2 separate regions of the Mus musculus genome follow, and region 1 is linked to region 2. A link is a loop called in an ENCODE intact Hi-C map of the cell type or tissue named here. Cell type or tissue: left cerebral cortex. All regions are shown on one strand.

Region 1 (8,000 bases), 130 kb after region 2:
TTAAACTCACAGAGATCCACACCTGCTCTGCCTCCCAAATGATGGGATTAAAAGTGTGCCCAATACCATCAAGGGTTCACTGTTTCTAACTTTCAGGTCTGGGAAGAGCAAATATAGGGAAAAGCCCCGAATTTCCCAAAGCCTGCAGACCTGGGCACTGCTTCTTGGAGGACTCTAGGTCAGGTTGTAAAAGTCTGCTTACTACACTTGCCGGGCCCTTTGCTTTCCTTGGGACTACTTGGGTGGCCCTAGATTTCAATTAGGTTAACTCCCAGTCTCTCTCACCTCTGCTGGGTCCTGGGAAATCAAAGGTTAACCAAGTTTGGATTTACTTATGCAGTTCCATTGCTATGAAGAGGCAGGGCCCCCCTGAGCAGTTCCCATCTCAGTGAGACTTTAACAGGTCCTCCACAATCCCCCCCCCCCCCCATCTCCCTAGGCTAGGACAGATGTGAGAAATTTTCCCCAGTGTCCTAATTGCTAGAGGAAACGGAGGTGTGCCCCTCCTACCCCCTCCCCCCACAGCCCCCATCTAGAGTAACCAAACAGCATTCTTTGTCCTGGCTGAGTAGGCCTATCAGGGGCCAGTAGGCTCTGGAGGGCAGTTCAAACTAGGGTTCAGTTTACATGAATGGGGCCTAAGTGGGTTTCCTCAAAGTGCAAAGTGGCTTAATGACAGGGGAAGGCAAGAGCCCTCAGGCTACATCCTCCATGGCCTCTTTAAGAACCCGAGAGCCCACAGGCTTTACTGGTGGAGGAGCCAGTTTGTAGCTCCTGAACCTTCAGTGACTTTAACGACTTTAGACCCTCAGCAACTCACTAGCCACCTCCTACAGAGAGGAAACAGGCCCTAAAAAAGCTAGGCTGTGCATACATACAGGCAACAGGAGGGACATGAAGCCAAGATCCTGATTTCTTTCTTTTTTTTTTTTTTTTTTTGGTTTTTCAAGACAGGTTGTCTCTGTACAGCCCTGGCTGTCCTGGAACTCACTCTGTAGACCAGGGTGGCCTCGAACTCAGAAATACGCCTCTGCCTCCCAAATGCTGGGATTAAAAGTGTGCACCACCACCGCCCGGCAAGACCCTGATTTCTAAGTCTGCTGCTCTCTCAACAGGTCAGGAAGACAGGCCTCTGATTACCCATCCATCCGCAGCAGGGTAGGGCATCTTTCCCCTGCTGAGTATCTGTTAGCCACCTGGGGAGGCCCCTAAGACCTATCTCTTCCTGGACAGACCTCTCTCTCATATGCGTGCACATGTGTATGGACTTGACTTTGTGGGGAAGCCACTTTACATTCTGGCTTCATTCCCAGGGTCTGGATCCCTAGCATGGAAAGTCTTCATGAGCAGCAGCCCAGGCTCCCACCGCTGAGCTTCTCTGGACATGTCACAGATGTCCCATTTACAGTGCAGCTCTGGATTGTAAAAGGAAAGGAGCTACCTACCCCACATGGGGCCATGATGAGCAGTTTCCAAAGCAATACCTCTCCCATTCCCACTGAGGTCTCAGACAAAGACATTCTGTCAAGAATGCGAAGGTAGTTTCACCTGGGTAGGGCACAAGCAAGGGCTGAGTAACAATTAACTTTATTATCCATCAGCTGGGTGGTGGTGGTGCACAGATTTCTGAGTTCGAGGCCAGCCTGGTCTACAGAGTGAGTTCCAGGACAGCCAGGGCTATACGGAGAAACCCTGTCTTGAAACAAACAAAAAACAAAACAAAACAAAAAACCAGAAAACTTTATTATCGGTCTCCATTAGTGTTCAACCTGAAGCAGTAGTTATGGCTCCAAAGCTTGGAGAGCTGGGCTCCCTCCCAGAAGAGTTGTGTTTAAAAGATACATTCACATCTTTTTATCTTTAAAAGATACATTCACATCTCACCTGATATTCTCCACTTCTTAGCAAGGAGAGGGGAACTACACAAGAGGAAAGAGAGTGGGAAGGCAGAAAGACAATAGGGTGGGGCCAGGGCGGCAGCAAGGCCCTAGGGAGACTGGGGAGCAGAAAGTCAGGCACTAGGAAAGGCAGCTATGTTACTTTTTCTCTGTCCCAGGATTAGTGTGTCACCTACTGCCCGCGGGCTCGCAGACCACTCAAGGCCCCAGGTCAGTGAAGGACATGGCCTAGAAAACAGTTAAGTTCTGAGAAGAAGGTAGAAGGGGAGACAGGGTAGACACACCTAAACCAGGGCTAGTAGCACAATCCTGCAATCCAGCTTCTGGGCAGCAGACGCCTTCAGACTCCAAGGTCAAAGGCGGCCTGGACCACAGAGAAGGCTTAGCCTGTATGCACTGGATGGTGAGGGAACTTGGGCATGAGACCTCCTGTGATGAGTATCTTTGATTTGCCTTTCGTTCTGGCTGGCTTGGAACTCTATGTAGACCCAGCTGGCCTTGAACTCAGAGATCTACTTGTCTCTGCCTCCCAAGTGCTGGGATTAAAGGTGTGTGCTACCACATCTAGTAATAAAAGTATGTTTGCAAACAGGATCCATAGAGTAGCTCAATATGAAGTCAACTTGGATTTAAGAAAGGCAATGTCGCCGGGCGTGGTGGCGCACACCTTTAATCCCAGCACTCGGGAGGCAGAGGCAGGTGGATTTCTGAGTTCGAGGCCAGCCTGGTCTACAAAGTGAGTTCCAGGACAGCCAGAGCTATACAGAGGAACCCTGTCTCGAAAAACAGAAAAAAAGAAAGAAAGGCAATGTCCTTAGAAGCCGAGGCAAGGGAAGCACTTTCCTAGCACATGCCAGGGCCTGCCAAAGAAAGGCAAAGAGAGGCCAGGTCTCAGGCTGCTGTGGACACTGCAGGTCCTGGTTTAGACCCCTGGCCACCAGCACCGTTAAGAGAACACATTCCTATTGTCCCAGGCCGCTCAGTTTGCATAATCTGTTATTGCAGTCACAGGAACCTAATAAACTAATTGATCTTGTTGATGGGACCTGGGTCTCAGAGGTCCCCCAAGGTCAAGGCTGGTTTCCTGATACCACTCCTGAGTGCAGAAGAGGTCTGCCATCCACTTGGTTACCTGAGCCCAGGCTACCTGTGGAACAAAGAGAACTTTGTATTAAAGTGTCCTGGCTGCACAGAAACCAGCTGTGGGGTAAGGGGCCTGTAAGGCAGGGAGAGTCTTTTTCTCCCTTGGAGATGATTCATAGTCCTTGCATGTGATTCTCCGGCCCGGTATCAACTGTCCATCAACACCATTTGTGGGTAGGAGGACTCCTGGATCTATTTCAGCTGGAGGTTTGACTCCTAAGACTTGGGAGTTTCCAAAGGTAAGTGAAGAAGGCCTTAGCAGTACATGTACTCCCTAGATAAAGGACAATGTGTCATTCCAGACCCCAGCTGCAGAGTCTGAAGCCTTTGTTCTCAAAGCCCAGCGTGGTATCCCAAATATTTAACCTAGCTAGCGCTCAGAAGGCTGACAGGATAATGGAATTGCTGAGTTCAAGGTACAGCTAGTACTACATAGCAAAAAAGGTCTGATCTCAGGGAAGCAAAGGCGGGTTGGTCTCTGTGACTTTGAGGCCAGCCTGGTCTATGAAGCGAGTCCAGGGCAGGCAGGGCCATTACACAGAGAAATCGTGTTTTGAAAAACAATAACACAAACAAAAACAACAACAAAATCCAAACAAGAACAAAAACAAAAAGAGATCTGTCTTAAAAACCCAAGACAAACAAAAAAGGCAAACTTCTGTTTTTATCCACAGAACCTGGGTGTTTCACATCAGCAGGTGTTGGGTAGGCTCTGCAGTCCCAAAACAACAGCTCATTTTATCAGTACTTTGATGAGTTACTTCTTAAATTACCTAGGGAGGACGCTGCAGGACAAGAGGTGTGGGGGAGGGGCAAACGTCCCTTATCTTTCTTTAAATTGCTTTGAATGAGGGTCTCACTAAGTAACAAAGGCTGACCTTTTAACTTGTGATCCCTCTTCTTAACTATCCCTAAAGTTGGGATTACGGGGCGTGTGCCGCCAGCCCCAGCTGACATCCCTCATCTTAATGCCAGGTTTACTTTTTTTCTCCTCAGCCTTGGCTGCAGTCCTGACATTCTTGTCTTATTCCCAGTCGAGCTCTGGCCGGGCCTTCCGAGCCTGCCGGTGTCCAGGCACGGACTCACCGGCTTGTAGCCCCCGCGGAGCCAGGCGGTCAGCAGGGCGGCGACAGGAAGAAGTAGGGCGGCGGGGGCGGCGGCGGCAGCGGCGGAGGAAAGGCTGGGAGCGGCCAGGGCTCGCGGGGGTGCGGCGGCGCCAGCAGGGTGAAGGGCGAGGGTCGCGCGGGCAGCGGCGGCAGCGGTTGTGGAGGCGGCTCGGCGAGCAGCGGGGGCCGGCCGCGAGCACCCACCGGCCCGGGGGTGGCGGCGACCGCGGCTTCGGGCAGCGGCGGCAGTGGCAAGTGCGCGGGCGGCGGCGCGGGCGCGGGCAGACGCGGCAGATCCTGCAGGGCGAGCACGGCTGCGGGCGGCGTGGGCGCGCAGACCTCGGGCGGCAGCTCTGGCAGTGCCAGGTGGACCCCGGGGCCCCAGGGCGCCAGCAACTCCGGGCGCAGCGGGAGTGCGGGTAGCGGCGGCAGCTCAGCTAGGGCCAGCGCCGAGGGCAGCGGCCGTCCGGAGCTCAGGCCGGGCGGTAACCCCGGCAGCGGCGGGTGCGGCAGGGACGCTGCGGGCGGCAGGGACGCGCGAGATCGGCTAAGCCGAGAGTGCAAGCGGCCGCGGTCGCGCCGCGGGTGCGAGCGGGAGCGGGGCCACCGCGCCGCCAGCTTGGCCGATGCTGCCACCCCAGGACCCAGTGCCCGCTGCCGGCCGCTGCCTTGGAGCGAGGGCCAAGGGCTGCTAGGTCCTCCCGGCCAATTGCAGTCGCTTGCAACGCGTTCCAGCCAAACACAAGCTGGTGCGCTTGCTGCCTCGGCACCCCAACCAATCATCGTGTCCTGCCATGCTACTGGTGCATACGCGCCCTGGGCTCCCTCTCCTGGTCCGATGGTGCTCTGAGAGGTTGCAATCTCCAGGCCGTGCCCCAACAGTATTAAATGTGTCACAGCTCCGCAATTGTTGCTGTTTATCAATGGTGACGCTGAAGTGATGCATATTTTCACTCCATTTTCTGTTTTGAGACAAGGGGTCCCAGGCTGGTATCCATACGCAGCTCAGGATGCTGTCCCACTCGAAGCCCTCCTACTTCCACTTCTTGACTACCAGGTGGGTAAAGTTGCTTACCTCCAAGCTTAGAACTGAGTTCAATCCGGAGATCCACATAATGGAAGGAGAGAACCAATTCCTATTAGTTGTCCTCTGACCCCCGAACCCGTGGCACGAACACAGTCACACATACACAAAATAAATAAACAAAATGTAAAAAAAAAAAAAAAAAAAAAAAAAAAAAACCAGTACTCAAATGCAGTGTTTTGGGTTGGGTGTGCAGCTATGTTGATGAAGTGCTAGCTGTATAAGGCTCTGAGTCCAGCCCTCAGCCCCACTCAAATCAGGTGTAATTTTTGTAATTGCAGAACTCGGGGGAGATGGAGGCAGAAAGATCCGAAGAAGCCCAAGGTTATCATCAACCACATAGCCAAATTCAAGGCTAGTTTGAGCTAGATGAGATCCTGGGCAGGAAATGGGGAGATTGGTGGCAATGTGTAGTATATATGTTAACATGCCCAATAATTCTGAATGACAAATGGGTGGGCTTCTGGTAAAGAAAGAAAGAAGATAAATAAATAACTGAGACTCCAGCCTGTCACCCTAGCACTTGGCAGGCAGAGACAGGAGGATCAGGGCACCAAGACTGGCCTCAGCTACTCAACAAGTTTGAGGCTACCTTGAACTGCCCAAGAATCCGGCTCAAAAATGAAATGAAACAACAAAAGGAGAAAAAAGAAAAAGGGGCCAATACCTTCAAATTCGGAATTGGAGGACACTGGATAGATGGCTCTGTGGTTAAGAGCACTTGTTGCTCCTGCAGAGGACCCAGGTTCAATTCCCAACACCTGCTGGGTGTCTCAGTGTCTCATCTGTAACTTCAGTTCTAGGGGGTCAAGAGGCTCCTTGGATACCAGACGTTTTCATGGTGTTCATACATACATTCATACATTTCATGGTGTTCATACATACATTCATACATTTCATGGTGTTCATACATACATTCATACAGTTCATGGTGTTCATACATACATTCATACATCTCATGGTGTTCATACATACATTCATACATTTCATGGTGTTCATACATACATTCATACAGTTCATGGTATTCATACATACATTTCATACATTTCATGGTGTTCATACATTCATACATTTCATGGTGTTCATACATACATTCATACATTTCATGGTGTTCATACATACATTCATACATTTCATGGTGTTCATACATACATTCATACATTTCATGGTGTTCATACATATATTCATACATTTCATGGTGTTCATACATACATTCATACATTTCATGGTGTTCATACATACATTTCATACATTTCATGGTGTTCATACATACATTCATACATTCAGGCAAAACATTCAGCACATGTAAAACAAGGTTTTAAAAATTAAGAAAAATTTGGAATTGGAATATAGGAACTTTTATTAGAATAATTATTAGCATGGGGTAGTGGTGGTGCACTCTTTTAATCCCAGCACTCGGGAGGCAGGGTTCAAGGCCAGCCTGGTCTACAAAGAGAGTTACAGGACAGCAGGGGCTATAAGAGAAACCTTGTCTCAAAAAAACCAATAATTAGTAACAACAGAATGGTTCTAGGGTTAATGATACAGATGGGCCTGGGATTGTGTCTCTGATAGAGTACTTCTTAGTGTGTTTGAAGCCCTGGACTCCACCTCCATTGACCTCTCTGGGAGTAGGTGGTTTGAGCTCACACTTCTATTCTCCAGTAAGGAGAAAGCCTTGGGAAGTGGAAGCCATAGTGAGAGGACAGGGAGGAGCAGGGAGATAATTATTTGAAGTTCAGGCTTAATTTCAATTTTAAACCCTTCCCTGGAGGCCTTGTAGCACGAGAGCTCCAAGAGGAAGAAATGAAGACATCCAGTAGCATGAGCTAACATGAGATGAGGATGAGCAACTGGAGATTTTATATATGTGTGTGTGTATACATACATACATACGTGTGTGTGTGTGTGTGTGTGTGTGTGTGTGTAAAATCCTATATAAGCCTTAACTGCTTATATAGGTATTGTTTGTAGGATCTATGCCCTTTACCATTTAGAAATCAAGTAGAGGGCATTTGTAATTCAGGGGATTTTTTTTTTTTTTAATTTACTTGGATTTTGCTTCTGGAGCCTGAATCCACAGACCTGTGCTCTGTGACTGAACTATATCCTGGTCCCTGGTGTTTATAATTGTTTGAGATAGCTAATTTGCCACCATCAAGTCTGTAGACCATTCTAAACATCTAATCTGTAATTTAGCTAAACATTAATCAAAGAATGTGAAAGCAAATTCTATATCAAAATTATTAATTCAGTGATATCTGACCATAACTGTAAATCTTTTATTTATTTTTTTTATTTTATTTTTTTCCGAGACAGGGTTTCTCTGTATAGCCCTGGTTGTCCTGGAACTCACTCTGTAGACCAGGCTGGCCTGGAACTCAGAAATCCGCCTGCCTCTGCCTCCCGAGTGCTGGGATTAAAGGTGTGCACCACCACGCCCGGCCTATAACTGTAAATCTTAAGGAAAAATACTTTTGAGCCTGGTGTGGTGGCTCATGCCTATAATCCCTCCACTGGGGAACCAGAAGCTGAAGGATCAGTGTTGGGGATTGGTTCTAATGCTTTGAGCTAATCCCACCCCCCAAATCAGGAATCTGCTTGTCCAAACGCTGAAGGTCTTTGTTCCGAATTAGGTTTTGATCAATCAATAAGGAGCCAAAGGCCAATGGCTGGGCAGGTAGACTGAGGTGGGACCTTTAGATTTGCATGAGCTAGGGACTGGGAGAAAGGAAAGCGGAATCATCATGATTTGATGGAGATGGACCA
Region 2 (8,000 bases):
GAGGTTCAAGAAACCCCCACTGATAATAAACAGTCTTTACAAATAGGGTCAGGAAACTGCTCCATAGCCGGATGCCAGGAACCGATCCAAATTGCTGTCATCCCTGTATCTGTTATCCCATCTAAATATTATGATCTCTTTGCTTGCTTTCTCTTTGACCAGACAAAAGATGATTGTAAAAGATGGCCAGGGGCTGGGCGTGGTGGTGCACGCCTTTAATCCCAGCAGTTGGGAGGCAGAGGCAGGCAGATTTCTGAGTTCGAGGCCAGCCTGGTCTACAGAGTGAGTTCCAGGGCAGCCAGAGCTATATAGAGAAACCCTGTCTCAAAAAAAAAAAATGGCCAGATGAATATAGGGACTGTCCATATTGGTCTTGCCAGCTACATATGTTAGGATCATGGACCGATCACTTCTTCTATCATCAAGCAAGACCTCTTCTTCTATATACAAGACCCATGGAATCTCAGGTGGGAAACAGGAGTTGTTGGTAAGCTCTGCTGTAAAAACCAAGCCAGGTCCTCAGTAAGTACTATCCACATCCAGAGAAAATATGCCTCAATTGCCCAACCTCTAGATATTAGAAAAGTAGGCGAAGTAATCCAACACTCCTCCGAGGTCCTTACCTCCTTGATATCCCCCTCATAAATGGCACTAACTTGTCATTTTGCCTTTTGCTTCAGAACTTGACCTCGGCATACCAACTCCTTAATGTCACCAGGCCTAGATGCTTCAAAGATTGCTGGTTATGCGTCGTACCCCTGGAGCTAACTCACAATTGCCACCTACAGCCTCTCTGGTGACACTGCAGAGTAACCTTACCTCACCTTCTGTCAGCTGCCCTGACTCTGATGTTGCCATGACTCCATACCTTTCCTCTATTCCTCTCTTTGGTGTGGCAAACTGTTTTAAGATCTCCAGGACAGATTCTGCAGGAACTCTAAGCTCCCTAGACCGCAATAGAACCACAACCCTTGACACCTCATCTCTGCCACAATGCCCTGCAGTCCAAAACATGTCAATTCTCTGTGGCACTCAGGCCACACCTACTGGCCAGCTGATCAGGAGTTTGCACTGAATCAGGAGTAATCCTGGGAAATGAGCCCCTGCCAATCCCAGTTATAGATATCATAGCTGTTCAACATAAGTGGGCAGTTCAGGTTGTGCCACTCTTGGTCGCTACAAGAATAGCCATAGGTGCTGGTACTGGAATTTCAGGGATAATGACTTCCATAAACCAATATGATAAATTCACTTCCAAGTTTAGCACCGGTTTTCAAAAAATGTCTGAAACCATGCTTACCATCCAGAAACAGATCTATTCTTTGGCAGCCATGGTACTTCAGAACTGACGGGAGCTAGATGCCCTGACAGCTAAAGAAAGTGGTCTTTGCCTGTTCCTCCAAGAAGAATGCTGTTTCTATGTCAACCATTCTGGGATAGTGAGAAATAAAATCCAGGTCATGCAGAATTTCTGGGAACATGAGGCATCTGATTCCTGGATTTTCAAAACCCCTATATGGAAGTGGATATGCCCTTTCTTAACACCTCTCCTAGTCATTTTCCTGGCATTATTATTTGCTCCCTGCCTTAATAATCTTGTTTATACATTCCTTCAATGACAAATACAAAAAAATTCTAACTGTACTGGATGGTTTTGTGTGTCTACTTGACACAGGCTGGAGTTATCACAGAGAAAGGAGCTTTACTTTGGGAAGGGCCTCCACAAGATCCAGCTGTAAGGCATTTTCTCAATTAGTGATCAAGGGGGTAGGGCCCATGGTGGGTGGTACCATCTCTGGGCTGGTAGTCTTGGATTCTATAAGAAAGCAAGCTGAGCAATCTAGGGGAAGCAAGCCAGTAAGAAACATCCCTCCATGGCCTCTACATCAGCTCCTGCTTTCTGACCTGCTTGAGTTCCAGTCCTGACTTCCTTTAGTGATGAACAACAACATGGAAGTGTAAGCTGAATAAACCCTTTCCTCCCCAACTTACTTCTTGATCATGATGTTTGTGCAGGAATAGAAACCCTGACTAAGACACTAACCAAACTATTAATCAGATCCTGTTAATGATGTGAACATTTACCGAGTGGACCCCGATGGTGAAAGTCAGCTACACCCTGAAATTGACAATGCCCCTAGACAGCAGGAAGCTGTTTAAGAGATCCAATACCCCTACTCTCCTTTCAGCATCAGCTTCTCACTCCCCACCCCCCCACCCCCGCTTTTTTTCTTCTCTTTATGATAAAGAAAAGGGAGGCATGTTGGCATCAGAAGTGAGCTTCTGAATCCAGTGATGATGTCATCCATAGGCGACAGGGACCCAGTCTGTTGCCATGGCAACCGCAATCCATTCGCCTGCCTGCCCTCACCTGCACCATTGGTGCATCCTGTTACATCACGGCCTAAATAAAAGGCAGAGCCCTCTGACCTTCTTCTCTCTTTCCTTCTTCATCACCCCTTTTGTCTCCCCTCCCCCCACCCCAATAAACCTCTCTCCCATGGAACTGTGCTGGCTTGGTGTGATCTGATAACCACCATTTTAACACAACATACTTGTGTTTGCATGTGTGAGTGTGTTTGTGTGTGTGAGTGTAGGCCAAAGGTCAATATTGTGTCTTCCTAATATTCTCTGTTTGTTTGTTTGGTCTGTTTTGAAACAGGGTCTTACTATACTACTCTCTATATACAGCAGTGCATATAGATACAGCAGTGTAGTACAGAAACAGGAAAAGTTCACCCTAATGGCCCAAGCCTACAGGTGAGGCAGCACTAGTTACCCAATACCCACTACTTCCATGGCACACACTTGTAGTGTTGAACAAGAAACCTTGAAGTTAGGTCTTCCTACACCTTTAAGGTGGAGGGAAACAAATACAACACACCACGAACCCTGAGCATATTCCCTGAGCATCTCTTCAGGCGTTTTGTGTAGATTCTTTCCTCAGAGCCGGACACACACACAATAGTATGATGCTGTCTATACAGAAAAGAAAATCACGGCAGAGAGGTAAAGTGTGGTGTCCAAGACTATGCAGCCAGTGGGGCTGGCAATCCAGCCTGTTCTCTTGGTCTTAGAGTTTTGACTGTGGTAAGATAGACATAACATACGTTTTACTATCTTGACTTTTTAAAATGTATATGTGATTGTGTTGAGTGTCTGATATGTGTGTGGGTATCCTGAGGATCCAGAAGTGGGCGTTGGATCCCCTGGACTAAAGTCACAGGTGGTGATGAGCACCTGATGTGGGTGGTCAGGCACTGTACTTGTGTCTTTTGCAAGAGCAGCTAGTGCTCTTAACTGATGAACCATCCTCTTCCTCCTTGCCCATCTTTAAATGAGTTCACTAAAATGAAGTGTCTTAGAGTAACACACACCTCTAATAGAAGAGGCAGAGGTAGGTGGTGTTTGAGTTAGAGGCCAGTCTTGTCTACAGAGTGAGTTCCAGGACAGCCAGGGCTACAGGCACGGGGGGTGGGGGGTGGGGGGTCTTTGCATTGATGTGTGACTATTACCATTTCCAGAATACTTTTCAACTTGGTAAATTCAAACTATTCACATTAAACACTGTCTATTCCTGTGATAAAACACCAGAAACAATGTAGGAAGGAAAGAGTTTATTTCAGCTTAGACTTCTCAGGTCACATTCCATTGCTGAGGGAAATCAGGGCAGAAACTCCATAACAGAACAATAAACTGAAGTCAGAAACTGAGGTAGAGGCTATGGACAGGGACTGTTTTGTAACTTTTAAATTTTTTTTCAAACCTTAATTTTAATGATGGTTCTTAAATGTTTTAACCTCATTTTAGCCCACCACGCACCAGAGGTAGTTGAAAAGAAAGGATACAGGGGGGGAGGGTGAGCGGGGAGTAGGCCTGTTTATGAAAGGTTCTTTGGAGCAACTTCTATCTGTGTTGTCTGGAGATCAGCAGTTCAGTTAGCAGGTCAGCAGGAGGCAGCAGCTCCATCCACTCGAAAACACCTCACGGATACACTAGCTCCAGTTCAGTGGTGTCAGGGCAGCAACAGCGGTGACACAACCTAGCAGAGAGCCATTTCTATTGGTACCCCTATGGCTACTACCCACAGGTAATGGAGTTCGGTTGTACAGAAAATATGTAGGACAGTTTTAACTTATTTCTTTGGCTTGTTGCCAAGTGATGGAAATTTTTTTCTTTAAACCTTTCCCATTAGCATGATGCTTCTTATGAAATTTTGAGGCTTCTAACACATTTCCTAGTTGTAACTGGTCAATTTCATCATTCATTTCCTCGCAGTTGCCCAGACAAACCTGTATGAGATTGAATGAGTGCTTCGTAATGGATGGCGTCTGCTTCTGAGGGCCTGCTGCGATTGTATAAATACCAAAGTTAATTCTGAGTTATCAGGTTCAAATTCAGCAGTTTCTACATGCAAAATGACTCTTTCTGCATAAAAAGGATCAGTAATTATGTTAAGAGGTTCAGGATAATCTAATATTGTTTGCATCAGTATAAAATGTTGGTGCCTCTGGAATTGGTGTTCTTTTTACTATACATGGTAGAATCCAATTAGTTCTTTTTATAAACTGTATAGGTTTGCTTTTGGATATTTGTTATTAATTTCACCCAAGAAGTTTACAAGCTTTTTGTCAATCCTCATTAGTCTCCCATAATGACATGATCTCAGCATCTGTAGGAGGTACAACAATTCCAGCTGGATCTGTTCCTGTTAATTGGCATAGTCTGATTCTACCTTTTATAGTTAATTCAGAAATCTTTTCTATATATCTTCTTCTTCTTCTTTTTTTTTTTTTTTTTTTTTACTTTATGAGCTAAGAAAGTCCATTCCATAATACTATCTTCCCTTTGCATAATGAGCCCTTTAGTAAAGAAGAGTTGAAGGCAAAATGACCAAAAGGATCAATTCTATCCACATATGCCTTTTGCAGTCTTTGGTCTACGAGAGTTAACACTTTATCTGCTTCAGCTGTTAGCCATCTTGGACTGTTTAAATTGGAGTCTCCTTCTACTACCCTGCTTTAAGCTCCAGGCAGATGGCGCTGCCAGCCACAGCCCTGGTTCCCTTGGATCCGTGGATGAAAGACACGCACATTCAGACACACACACAGAGCTCATCTTTAACCTGCCTTATGGCCCAGTGTCTGGGTCGTGGCTGGGGTCCTCTAAGCCTCCCACAGCTGGTGTGGCTTTTCCTTTACTCCTTGCTCTACACCCACATCTGCCCTCAGCTTAGTTGAATTTCTAATTTCCCTCCTGGGGAAGCAGCCAATGACCACTCCAGCCCAGATCTCACATGGCTGGTGACTTTCTCACCCTCTGAAGCATAATGAATCCCTTCCTCCTCCTGTTTCTCCTAGCCTGCCTGTGGGAACCTGGAAGTCCTGCCTCTTCCACCCAACCATTAGTCGCTGGAATCTTTATTGATCAATCAAGAACTAAAGGGGGGGGGGGGAAGCAGGGAGGCTGGTGTGATGGCTCAGCTGGTAAGAGCACTGACTGCTCTTCTGAAGGTCCTGAGTTCAAATCCCAACAACCACATGGTGGCTCACAACCCTCTGATGCCCTCTTCTGGTGCATGTGAAGACAGCTACAGTGATCTTTTTTTTTTTTTAAGATTTTATTTATTTTATGTATATGAGTACACTGTAGCTGTACAGATGGTTGTAAGCCTTCATGTGGTGGTTGGGATTTGAACTCAGGACCTTCAGAAGAGCAGGTCCTGAGTTCAAATCCCAACAACCACATGGTGGCTCACAACCCTCTGATGCCCTCTTCTGGTGCATGTGAAGACAGCTACAGTGATCTTTTTTTTTAAAGATTTTATTTATTTTATGTATATGAGTACACTGTAGCTGTACAGATGGTTGTAAGCCTTCATGTGGTGGTTGGGAATTGAATTTATGGACCTCTGCTTGCTCCAGTCAACTCCCATTCACTCCGACCCAAAGATTTACTTATTATTATATGTAACTGTTGTCTTCAGACGCACCAGCAGGGGGCGTCAGATCTCATTACGGGTGGTTGTGAGCCACCACGTGTTTTCTAGGATTTGAACTCAGGACCTTCGGAAGAGCAGTCACTCCCTGAGCCATCTCACCAGCCCTACAGTGAACCTATAATAATAAATCAAATCTTTGAGCTACAGTGTACTCACATATATAAAATGAATAAATAAATCTTAAAAAAAAACCAATTGGGGAACAGGACTTCAGTGCTCATACACAGTTCCTGATCAAAGCATCAGAGCCACTCCCACGGTCTCTTTTTAATATGTGAAACAAATGACTTAACTCATAAAAACAAATTTAGCCAGGTGGTGGTGGTGCATGCCCTAATCCCAGCACTTGGGAGGCAGAGGCAGGTAGATCTCTGTTGAGTTCAAAACCCAGCCTGCTCTACATATCGGGCTCTAAAACAGCCAGAGCTACATATGGAAAACTTGTCTAAAAAAAAAAAAAAATTCATAGTCAGGTCAGGGTGCTTCTCAGTTCTGCAGGAGACTCCGTGAGGGAGGCGGGCCGGTACCAGCCTCTCCTGGCTGTCTTCACTCCTAAGGCCCCAGGTTCTTCTGCATCCAGGTCGTCCCATAGCTTCATGACTGTGCCTCTTATTGGCCATCCACCTCAGTGAACGCTGTTTAAACAGGTAAGGATCCAGGCCATAAAAGATTGTAATTACCCGTTCACTGGAAACATTCACCTTGAACAAACACAACTCAGATGACTGGAGATTAAATGACGTACAGTAATATCACAGTGGGTCTCTGCCTCAAGGAGCCTTTGATGGTTCACAAGAATGTGAGCCACATTAACAGAGAGATTCAGGGTTGGAGAAATAGCTCAGTCTGTAAGGCTGACACGCAGAAAGCTCCAGTCCCAGTGAGAGATTCTATCTCATAAAAATGACATCTGAGGTTGACCGATGGCATGAACACACATAAACACACACAGACACATGCACGCACATACCAGCAAAAAAATGCAACTGTGACCATTGAATGGCTGACCCCCTTATCTGTGCCATGCACATGCAATCAGAAGAAACTGGGAACATCTATTGGATGTTTTCAGCTAACATATGATGATCCACAGACTACAGCTAGACTAGTAAACAAGGTGTTCAAGCAGTGGCCCATGAGGCCCCGAAGCTCCACCATTAAGACTCGGCTCAAGCTTCCTGTCCTTTCACGGCACCCCATCACCCACCAAATCATCAGTTTCTTTCATCCCAACATTAGAGACCCGAGGCACTACCACTTATTTGTTCTTTGTTATAGGTGCCCGTTTCTTCTGAAGGTACCCTTGTGTATGAAAGAACCTGACAGAATGAACATTCATGAAAACCCCTAGACTGGCATCCAACATGGACCTCACTATTGATAAGAAAGTAAAAGTATAACCTGCTTCAGAGAATGTTTGCCAGTGTTCTGACTGATTCTTTGAACTCGTGTATTTGCTAACCGCTGTAGCCCTCTGCCAAGTGACTTGGTTGTTGGGCTAAAATAGGAAAATTTCCCCAGCAACTGCAGGTAGGACCAATCCTGAGTTCCCCCACATATCAGCCAATAGCAATAGACTTACATCACCCCTGCACCTGCACATGACTCCAGCCTTGTACCCCTCTCATATCTATTTCTTGTGAAATCACATTAGATTGAGTTGTTTGCTTAAAGACATGTGATTTGGAATCCCCTACCTTCCCCCTCCCTTTTTCCCCCTTGAGGGCCTATAAAAGGAGGGCCCCATTTCACTTCTGGGTCGACTCCTCTACCCCTGCATAGGATACGAGTCGTCCCCAGAGCTCTGGCTTTCCCCAAATAAAGTCTCGTGTGATTTGCATCAAGCTTGGTCTCTTGTGTGTTCTTGGGGGTCCGCATCTATCCCGAGACTTGAGTGAGGGTCCCCCCTCGGGGGTCTTTCATGTAATCTGTCCCTGCCTGTCACTATACATTCAAATACACCAAGAACACAGCCCAAGGAGCTTAAGTCACAGCCAAC

The links. Peaks named below come from ENCODE experiments on the same cell type or tissue, not always from the same donor. Only the 100,000 strongest peaks of a DNase experiment are listed, where the experiment ranks them.
Region 1: a loop joins it to region 2, with 3 times the contacts of the local background. A loop is called at or near these places in 16 of 42 quality-filtered maps.

The regions. Positions count from the first base shown.
Region 1 is chr17:23,695,358-23,703,357 of GRCm38, forward strand. No RefSeq gene overlaps it. Among named protein-coding and RNA genes, the nearest start is that of Cldn9, 15 kb to the left of the region's middle. In left cerebral cortex, a CTCF peak has its summit at 4,974 (motif pointing left); DNase peaks (open chromatin) are centred at 4,177, 4,484 and 4,920; H3K4me3 peaks cover 1,455 bases; H3K27ac peaks cover 806 bases.
Region 2 is chr17:23,566,244-23,574,243 of GRCm38, forward strand. It overlaps a transcript of Zfp13 not described here. Among named protein-coding and RNA genes, the nearest start is that of Zfp213, 6.0 kb to the left of the region's middle. In left cerebral cortex, CTCF peaks have their summits at 786, 3,951 (motif pointing right), 5,032 and 6,007 (motif pointing right); DNase peaks (open chromatin) are centred at 2,323, 3,976 and 5,050.